Linked DNA regions of Homo sapiens: region 2 is linked to region 1. A link is a loop called in an ENCODE intact Hi-C map of the cell type or tissue named here. Cell type or tissue: endothelial cell of umbilical vein. All regions are shown on one strand. Links, peaks and the distances in the headings refer to the core of each region. The heading gives the core; the rest is flanking DNA.

Region 1 (5,382 bases), core at 115-5,114:
TCAATGCTGCTGTGAGAATCTTGGCATCTGCTCCCATCATGATAGCCATTTCACTTGAATTCGAATCCAAACTACTCTTCTTAAGCAACATTCCTGCTCGACTTTCAGAACTAAAACTACAACTCCTCTCAGGAAAATGCTTTTGTCTTTTTTCTCCTCTATCACCATTCTTCTTGAGATTAGTAGCTTCGCCAAAGACTGCATCTTCAACTGGATCTTGAGTAGAAAACAGCACATTTGATATACTACCTAAAAGGGAAAGTAAAATATTAACAATGAACCTATTTTCCAAGTTAACTTTTATTAAAATATTTATTGTTTTCCTGATTATGAATGTGACATATACTCAGAATAAAAGATCCAGAAAATTTAGAGGCCATAAAGAAAGTATAAAAAAAAGTGCACTGGAAAAGCTATTTAAAACTTGCCTCCCAGGGACATTTTAATGTATAACCTGTCTTTCATCCTATATTTATATAAACACCCATTTAAAAAAACAAATCATGCAACATATGATAGATGGATATACCTGTGTTCTTCACTAAAATACAGAAAAAGAAAGAATCTCTTCCATCTTAGTTTTGTATCCAATTCAACAAATACTTGCCAGTAATCTACTCTGCAAAAAGCAAATTTGTAATCTTATAGGAATTGTATATTTGCTATACTCAAAGTCTTACTGCTGTAAAGTAAAATAATCCGGAATGGAATGCTTAGCACTGGCAAATTCTAAGAAGGCTGATAAAATCTGAGTGGTTAAAAAATTATTCAGATATATCCATTTCTTCAACAAATACTAAACGTCTACTAGTAGCCACTATATGAGGTGCTAGGAATATAAAGGCAAATAAAACAGACATAATCCTAGCCTTCACAGAAGTCAGTCTTATTTGATCAGGTAGAGAAAAAATATGCTAATGGCCATAGCAGCTTCCCCCAGCTTTGGAAAAAGAAAGCAGTCTTTTACTCTTGGCTACCATGCAATTTGTTTCACTCCAAGACCAAAAGCTGTTATTTCCTATTTGAATCATTATTAGAACTTAAGTCTACCTGTTATGGACTGAATGTTTGTGTCCGCCAAAATCCACATGCTAAAATCCTAACCCTCAGTGTGACAGTATTAGGAGGCAGGGCCTTTGAAAGATAATTTGATCATGAAAGTGGAACCCTGATGAATGGGATTAGAGCCCTTAAAGGAGAGCTCTCTCCTTCTCTGCTGTACGAGGATACAATAAGTTAGCACTCTGCAACCTGGAAGAGGGCCCTCTGCAGAACTCACCATGCTAACACCCTAACCCTGGACTTTCCAGCCCCTAGAACTATAAGAAATAAATTTCTTTCTTTTATTTTTTTTTAAGTTAGGGTTATGCCGGGCATGGTGGCTCACACCTGTAATCCCAGCACTTTGGGAGGCTGAGGCAGGCGGATCACCTGAGCTCAGGAGCTCGAGACCAGCCTGGGCAACATGGAGAAACCCTGTCTCCGCAAAAAAATACAAAAATTAGCCAGATGTGGTGGCATTCGCCTGTAGTCCCAGCTACTTGGGGGTCTGAGGCGGGAGAATCCTCAATTGCCTGAGCCCAGGAAGTTGAGGCTGCAGTGAGCCATGACTGTGCCACTACACTCCAGCCTAGGCGACAGAGTGAGAGTCTGTCTCAAAAACAAACAAACAAAGTTAGGGTCTTGCTCTGTCACCTAGGGTGGAGAGTACAGTGGTGCAATCATGGCTCACTACAGCCTCAATCTCCTGGCCTCAAGCGATCTTTCCCTCCAGCCTGCCAAATTGCTGGGATTACAGGCATGAGCCACTGAGCCCGGCAGAAATAAATTTCTGTTGTTTATAAGTCACCTAGTCTGTGGAACTGTATAGCAGCCTGAGTTATTCATATTTAGGATTCTCATTTGTGTTTTTCTTTTCCTTCGTTTTCTTTTTTATCCATTGCTTTTTACTGTAGTCACATCATTTGTTTTGTTAAAAAGCATAACAATATCTGGGTGCTTCAAGGAAAAAAGCTGTCTTAGATAAGATCTTTCTTTTAAACTTCAAGATTGATTTCAAGGTTCTTTTTAATCTTTCAAGTTAGTACTGATAATCATATCAATTAATCAGAATAAGCATTTAGAGATATTCTTTTAAGCCTTCACGGGAATTAAACTAACCTATTTTACAACTCAAAATATGTACCTGCTTTGAAAGCTGGTCCCAATATTTGAGAAACAAATCCTTGCAAATATTATTGGTTCTCATAGTATTTCCAAGGAATTTAACGGCACATTTTATTCAATGTTTTTTAAAAAAAATTTGCTATACTGACAAAAGCCCCATTATCCTCGCCCTTCGTTCTTAATATGAAAATAAGTTAAAAGGGAAGGAAACACAACAGTCCACAGACGATGTCCAGTTCAATATTTTGAGAGGATTCTAAGCCTCTGACGAAGAAAACTCTTCCCTCCTTTTCCCCAGTATCTCTGCTATCAAGAGGTTAGGAAAATGGAATCTGCAATGTATATATCAATTATTTTCTCAAAAAATCTTTAGCCCCACCTCTTGAGCACTACCCAAACAAGTAATGAGTGAAACTCGGAGTCACGGTAAATACAAAGAGAAAAGACTTTAAGAACAAGGAGTACTTTTACATTGGTTTAAGAAGCTGAACAAATTAATTTCTGTACAGTCATACAATAGATACATTTTCAGACAAGACAGTCAACTTCAGAAAAGTCAACTGCAGCCACCACTAATGAAGGGCAAAGGATGCAGGCCAATTTCATTGTCTTTTAAAATCATATACTTGGATATGTGCCATAAGAGTCTTGGGAGACCTATATATATAATGAAAGTAGAAAACTCAAATTCAAGGGAGTCATACACACAGAGTTATTTAGTACAAACACTTAATCACAAATAAAAAATGGCTTGGGGTACCTATAACAATGGCCAAAATCAAAGATCCACTGGCATATCTGTGTAGAGGGGAAATGACGTGAATCTTTTTCTTCCATTTCCCTTCAGTGATAGGAATTAGCCTGCCACTCATAAGCCCTCTGGAATTTGATCACATCACTGCCTGTTCATGATGCATACAGGAAGCCCTAAAAGTACACTTTCTTATTATCTATAATGAGAAAGAGTGGCCAAACGGTGGACAGGCACCACAACAGGAAAGGGTATTCCAAATAACAAACACACTAAATACTCCTTTTAAAAATCAAACACCTTTAAATAACAATATTTTCAATTTCTTTAGCCGATTTAGAGAATTCAAAAGTCCCTTCTGGCTCTTTAGCATGTTCATTACAATTAAGTCAAAAATTTAATGTCATTAAAGACACATATGAGTCTATAAAAGTATATTTTAAATATTTAATAACCAAAATGTAAAGACTCACCAGTGCTACTTTTCCTGCTGTTGACATCAAATATACCAGACGGAACTTTCACAATACTGCTGCCCCATGCAGGAGGTTCAGTAGGACTGTGAGGCTCTGGACTAGGTTGTGAATGTTTTGCCACAATAGCAGAGGCATCACACACCTCTGGAAAAAAATATTTGGATGTTATCATTCCTACTTTTGCCAATATTAAACAGAAACCATATATTGACTTTTAGATATTGTATGTATTTTTCTCCAACAGTCAGTGTGTCTATTTTACTTTAGACACAAAGTAAAATAGACTGTGTCTGGTTTACTTTATGCCATAAATGCTGCCAATATTAACTGAAATAAATGCTTTGTTTTAGCATTCAATAATCCTAACATAAATGTTCTTTAGTGAATCAATTAAGTCTCTGGCCTTCAGTTCTCCTTCTCATCACTTGGCAAATGGAGAGGGGCTTGTTTCTCCATAACTCTGGAGTATAAAATAAATAACATTAAAGAAAGTACACTTTTGTGATAGAGAACAGGAAGAGTGTCTTATTCCATAAGCCAAAATATTCCTCCATGTTTTCATAAAATGATTACAACAAATTATCTCTGCCTTAATGAGTCCTATAAAAACCGGGAAAAACCACATAGACTTTTTTTTTTTTTTTTTTTTTTTGAGATGGAGTCTTGCTCTTGTCGCCCAGGCTAGAGTGCAATGGCACAATATTGGCTGACTGCAACTTTCGCTTCCCAGGTTCAAATGACTCTCCTGCCTCAGCCTCCCCAGTACCTGGGATTACAGAGGTGCTGCCACTATGCCTGGCTAATTTTTGTATTTTTAGTAGAGACGGGGTTTCGCCACGTTGGCCAGGCTGGTCTCAAACGCCTGACCACGTGATCCGCCCACCTCAGCCTCCCAAAGTGCTGGGAATACAGGCGTGAGCCACCACGCCCAGCCCACATAGACTATTTTTAACCTACCAATGAAAACTATGCACCTAGATATTTGAAGGACTGCTAGTGAAAGAGCCTTTTAGAATTAAAAAGGGCACTAAAATAGAAGTTTTAATAACTCAAAGTTTAGTCCTGGTTCTGTCAAAAGTAGCTATGTAATTTTGGCAAATACCTCAATGGGTCACACTTCCCTGGAAAATTATGGGCTGACCTACAGAGTCTCTAAAGGTATCTTACAGCCAGGTGTGGTGGCTCACACCTGTAATCCCAGCACTTTGGGAGGCTGAGGCAGGAAGATCACTTGAGCTCAGTAGGTCAAGACTAGCCGGGGCAACATGGTGAGACCTTGTCTCTACAAAACATAAAAAAATTAGCTGGGTGTGGTGGCACGTGCCTGTGGTCCCAGCTGACAGGGGACTGAGGCAGGAGGATCATATGAGGCCAGGAGATAGGGCTGCAGTAATACATGTTCTCGCCACTGCACTCAGCCTGGGCGAGAGAGCAAGACCCTGCCTCAAAAAAAAAAAAAAAAAAAGAAAGAAAGAAAGTTCTCTTAAATTTTAAAACTTCAGAGACTACCAAAATCTACCTTATGTAACAGTACACAGCATCTTAGGAGCCAGACCTTACATTTGTGAAAATAATCATCAAAGCTATCAACTAAGATAAACTTTTAATTATTAATAATACAGGTATTATTCTAAGTAAAGTTCGTAAATATCAGTACTTAACCTTCTGTTTGCATTTTTGTTTTAGTTATCAATTCTCTTGCTGCCTGTTCTTCAGGCACATGAATTTCTGCATCATCCTTTATAAGTTCATCCTTAGACCCGTATCCTTGGTCAGACTGACCACCTGTTAAAAAGAATGCAGACTTACATATAAATGTTTTCATATACTTATAATTCATATATAAAAATCACAAGAAAATTCCACTGATCTACACAATTACGGTTAGACAAAAGGAAGACAAGAAAGCACACAAGGAACACAGAACATTTTAAAAATAATGATAAGCCGCAAAGAACAGTAGAAACAGGAACATCAAAGACTAAACAC
Region 2 (5,382 bases), core at 290-5,289, 150 kb after region 1:
CTGACCTCAGGTGATCTGCCTACCTCAGCCTCCCAAAGTGCTGGGATTACAGGCATGAGCCACCACGGGCAGCTGTATTTTTGTTTTTAATTTATTTTTTTGAGACAAGGTCTCACTCTGTCACCCAGGCTGGACTTCAATGGTGCAATCATAGCTCACTGCAGCCTCAACTTCCTGGACTCAAGCCCTTTTCCCACCTTAACTTCCTGAGTAGCTAAACTACACAGCTGCATGCCACGACACCCAGCACTTTTTTTTTTTTTTTTGAGACAGAATCTGGCTCTGTTGTCCAGGCTGGAGTGCAGTGGCTCAATTTTGGCTCACCGCACCTCCGCCTCCTGGGTTCAGGTGATTCTCCTGCCTCAGCCTCCTGAGTAGCTGGGATTACAGGGGCCCGCCACCATGCCTGGCTAATTTTTGTATTTTTAGTAGAGATGGGTTTTCACCATGTTGGCCAGGCTGGTCTTGAACTCCTGACCTCAGGTGATCCACCCACCTCAGCCTCCCAAACTGTTGGGATTACAGGTGTGAACCACTGCGCCAGACCTCACCCAGCAAATTTTTTTTTTTAGACGGAGTCTCTCTCTGTCGCCTAAGCTGGAGTGCAATGGTATGATTTTGGCTCCCTGCAATCTCTCTCTCGATCACCTGACCTCGTGATCTGCCCGCCTCGGCCTCCCAAAGTGCTGGGATTACAGGCATGAGCTACTGTGCCCGGCTGGAAAGACTGACTTTATCTCCTCTGTTATTTATAAACCACCTTTGATGAAAGAGAATTTTTTTTTCTTGAGATGGAGTCTCCGTCTGTCGCCCAGGCTGGAGTGCAGTGGCGTGATCTCGGCTCACTGCAACTTCTGCCTCCTGGGTTCAAGCAATTGTCCTGCCTCAGCCTCCTGAAAATTTTCTGTATACAAGATCATACAACCTGCAAGTAGAGATTGTGTTACTTCTTATTTTCCAATCTGGAGACCTTGTATTTATTTATTTTCTTGCCTAATAGCCCTCACTGGAACCTCCAGTGCACCGTTGAATGGCAGTGGCAAAGTGGACATGCTTGTCTTATTTCTGATGTTAGAGGAAAAGCATTCAATCTTTCACCATTAAGTATGATGTTAGTGATGGGGTTTTAGCTATGTCTACAATACCAATGCATATCCTAGTACAGATGTTCCAGCTGAGGGTGGAAATAGAGAACAGAGGTCAGAATAAAAAGCTGGGCTACATTTGGGAATCTTCAGTATTCAGATGAGAGTTGAAGTCATGGAAACTTAGTAAGATTGTCCAGGGCAGATCACACAGGATGAGAAGAGGATTGGGGATTGATACGGTTTGGTTTTGTGTCTCCACCCATATCTCATTTTGAACTGTAATTCCCATGTGTTGTGGGAGGGACCTGGTGGGAGGTGATTGGATCATGGGGGTGGTTTCCCCTATGCTGTTCTCATAATAGCGAAGGAGTTCTCATGAGATCTGATGGTTTAAAAGTGGCAGTTTTCCCTGCGCTCACTCTCTCCTGCCGTCTTGTGAGGAAGGTGCTTGCTTCACCTTCTCTTTCCACCATGATTGTAAGTTTCATAAGGCCTCCCCAGCCATGCATAACTGTAGTCAACTTAACCTCTTTCCTTCATAAATTACCCAGTCTCAGGCAGTTCTTTATAGCAATATGAGAATGGACTAATACAGAGAATTGGTACTAACAGAGTGAGGTACTGCTATAAAGATAACCTGAAAATGTGGAAGTGACTTTGGAACTCGGTAATGAGCAGAGGTTGGAACAGCTTGGAGGGCTCAGAAGAAGACAGGAAGATGTGGGAAAGTTTGGAGCTTACTAGAAACTTGTTGAATGGTTTTGACCAACATGCTGATAGTGATATGGACAATAAAGTCCAGGCTGAGGTGGTCTCAGGTGGAGATGAGGAACTTTTTGGGAACTGGAGCAAAAGTCACTTTGCTATGCTTTAGCAAAGAGACTGGTGGCATTTTGCCCCTGCCCTAGAAATCTGTGGAACTTTGAACTTGAGAGAGATGATTTAGGGCATCTGGCAGGAGAAATTTCTAAGCAGCAAAACATTCAAGAGGTGATCTGGATTTTTCTGAAAGCATACAGTCACATACGGTCACAAAGAGATGATTTGAAATTGGAATTTTTGTTTTGTTTTGTTCTTTTGAGATAGAGTCTTGCTATGTCACCCAGGCTGGAGTGCAGTGGTGCGATATCAGCTCAGTGCTTTCTATGCTAAAACCAGAAAAGTCCCAAACAAGACATATTGGTCACTTTTAGGAATACATGAATAAATACCTTTTCCCAAAGAGACTGAAGGAAGTTGAAATGTAATGGTGAGTTGAGATTGCAGTTCCTAGGCTGCCCTACCAATACTTAGCAAATTCATAAGTCATGTAAAAACTTTTTCTAAGCCTTGAAAGTATGTTTGTTTAGTCCCTGAAATCTGACCACTCGTCTCCTTTTTATTTATTTATTTATTTATTTTTGAAATGGAGTCTCATCTGTCGCCCAGGCTGGAGTGCAATGGCGCTATCTTGGCTCACTGCAACCTCCGCCTCCCGGGCTCAAATGATAACTTCTCTCCTTTTCATCTTACATTCCATAGCCTGGAGCCCCTGTCTGCTGTGAGAGGTAGGATGTGGGTAAGGCAGGTGGACAGCTCCAGGGCAACAGAGACAGAGGAGACTTCTTGCACAAGAAGAGGAGCTGGGCCAGACCTTTAAAAGCTCCTCCAGAAATAATAGCTGGGGCATTTATGAAAGGGAAGCAGGTAGCAGCAGCAGAAGGGCCCAGGAGCAAGAATAGTGAAGCACAAGGGGCTGCTTGTTTGTGCTGTCATTTGCAAGTCAGGAACTGCTTGACTTTACAAACATTTTATCACTCATGACTATTTTAAGAGAATTTCCGTCACAGGAAGTCCACTTCTAATCATTTCCACTAAGGGCACAATCAGGAATGTATGCAAATATATGTACAAAGAAGAAAAAATATTGATTACAGTTTTATAGTAGTAAAGATCTCAAAGAGAAAGTGATACTTAATTGAGCTGAACTTTGAAGGGTAAATAGGAGTTAGCCAGGTATGTAGGGTAGGGAAGAGTAAGAAGGGAAGTTAGAGGGAACAGCATGTGCCAAGTTACAGAGATAGGACAGAATGTATTGGGGAACAATAGGAAATTGGATATTACTGGAGCAAAGGATACACTGTGAATGGGGGAAGGGACAAGGCTGGGAGGAAGAACTCTGAGGCAGAACAGAATTATAATGCCAATTTTTAAAATCATAGTCATTTTCCTCTTTGAGTGAAAAAAATCCACATTCTTTAGGTTGGCATGTATACACAGAGAGATAAGAAATCTAACTCTGTATGCAGAAAATTCAAACCAAGGGAAGTAGTGAATTATCCTTGAGTTTAAATGTTATTTGAAATAATAAAATAGGGTGATTAAAGAGTCCTACTACTTTGATGTCAGATGAAGTCTTGTCTATGTATAATACACTGGTCAAAGTTCAAGAACTGGTTATCTTAATAAAAACACTACTCTCTTCTTTGCAAGATCATCGCAATGGCTCCAGAATTATTGGGGTAATACATTTTGTTTTTCATGTAAAAAGTTATCTTTTTATTTATTTTGAGACGGAGTCTTCTCTGACGCACAGGCTGGAGTGCAGTGGCACAATCTCGGCTCACTGCAACCTCCGCCTCCCGGGTTCAAGCAATTCTCCTGCCTCAGCCTCCCGAGTAGCTGGGACTACAGGCATGTGCCACCACGCCCAGCTAATTTTGTATTTTTAGTAGAGACAGGGTTTCACTATGTTGGCCAGGCTGGTCTCAAACTCCTGATCTCAGGTGATCTGCCCACCTTGGCCTCACAAAGTGCTGGGATTACAGGTGTGAGCCATGGCGCCTGGGCCAAAAGTTATCTTTTCAGTCAAGTTGATCAAAAAGTAAAATTTTGCTTATTGCTAATGGATCTATTTACATAATAAGACATTTCTCTAAATTTATCATTATCACGTTGTCTCAGTCATTACCTGCTGTTGTTACCACTTGCCTGTTCTTAAACTCCACTTACTTTTTGCAACTCATCTTTTTGTTACTTCTACTGCTAAATAATCTTTGCAAAGGAAGTTTTTTTTCCCTACCTCTTGTCATCACTTACTTAATTGTTCCCTGACCACAGAGATCAAAACCAAAATAATGTACCACCATCACTGTAGGGGATGGAAAAACACACACGAACCTTTTTCTTCTACCCTCCTAGGTTCTCCAGCTGGAGTCCTGGGAATCAAACTGATAAAAGAGAAAACAGTTTTCTGTTTTCTGATAAAAAGAGAAAAACAGAGTTTTTTAACATGTACAGCACACATACACACAAGAGAAACTCAGTAATGAGTAACTCAAAGGGGTGGTTAAAATCCAGGGCTTATATAGCATCTTAACATGGAACAATATATCTGTAGAGAAGTGACAAGAGAAAGGGGTTACAGCTTTTAGGGGCAGCAAACTGTGGGGAGGTAAATATGTGGGGGAGAAACCACTGGAAGATAAAGGTTATTTTATTTCTTTTGAGGCAGGGTCTTGCTCCATCGCCCAGGTTGGAGTGCAGTGGCTCCATCTCGGCCCACTGCAACCTCCACCTCCCAGGTTCAAGTGATTCTCTTGCCTCGGCCTCCCGAATAGCTGGGATTATAGACACCTGCCACCATACCCAGGTATTTTTATTTTATTTTATTTTTAGTAGAGATGGGGTTTCAGGCTAGGCACAATGGCTCATGCCTGTAATCCTAGCACTTTGGGAGGCAGAGGTGAGCAGATCCCTTGAGCTCAGAAGTTCGAGACCGACCTGAGCAACATGGAGAAACCCCATCTCTACCAAAAATACAAAACAATTAGCTGGGCATGGTGACGCATTCCTGTAGTCCCAGCTACTCAGAGAGGCTGAGGCGGGAGTATTGCTTGAGCCTGGGAGGCAGAGTTTGCAGTGAGTTGAGATCATGTCACTGCACTCCAGCCTGGGTGACAGAGTGAGACCTTATCTCAAAAAAAAAAAAAAAAAGAGAGATGGGATTTCACCATGTTGGCCAGGTTGGTCTTGAACTCCTACCCTCAAGTGATCCACCCACCTTGGCCTCCCAAAGTGCTGGGATTACAGGCCTGAGCCACAGTACCCAGCCAAAGGTTATCTTAGTAAAGTTTTTTATGTGGATTCCTCTTTCAGTGCTATGTCTGATTCCTGTCCTCTTAGTCTGGACTAAGAGTCAGGAATGATTGAGTTGTTCTCCTTTTCATGGAGGGGAAGGGAGACACCCTTACAATTTATATCCTGTTCTTAGCCAGACAGAGGAAAGAAGCCCAAGAGGTTTTTTTTTTTTTTA

The links. Hi-C counts contacts between places; a loop is a spot of excess contacts. Peaks named below come from ENCODE experiments on the same cell type or tissue, not always from the same donor. Only the 100,000 strongest peaks of a DNase experiment are listed, where the experiment ranks them.
Region 2: a loop joins it to region 1, with 8 times the contacts of the local background. A loop is called at or near these places in 1 of 110 quality-filtered maps.

The regions. Positions count from the first base shown.
Region 1 is chr9:19,340,788-19,346,169 of GRCh38, reverse strand. DENND4C (DENN domain containing 4C) reads right to left here. Exons shown (of 33, transcript NM_001330640.2): 21 at 5,056-5,178; 22 at 3,391-3,537; 23 at 1-249. Among named protein-coding and RNA genes, the nearest start is that of RPS6, 37 kb to the left of the region's middle. In endothelial cell of umbilical vein, for the core only: no CTCF peak of the experiment used is centred there; a DNase peak (open chromatin) is centred at 3,009; H3K27ac peaks cover 1,626 bases.
Region 2 is chr9:19,190,369-19,195,750 of GRCh38, reverse strand. No RefSeq gene overlaps it. Among named protein-coding and RNA genes, the nearest start is that of DENND4C, 38 kb to the left of the region's middle. In endothelial cell of umbilical vein, for the core only: no CTCF peak of the experiment used is centred there; DNase peaks (open chromatin) are centred at 3,180 and 3,370; H3K27ac peaks cover 1,298 bases.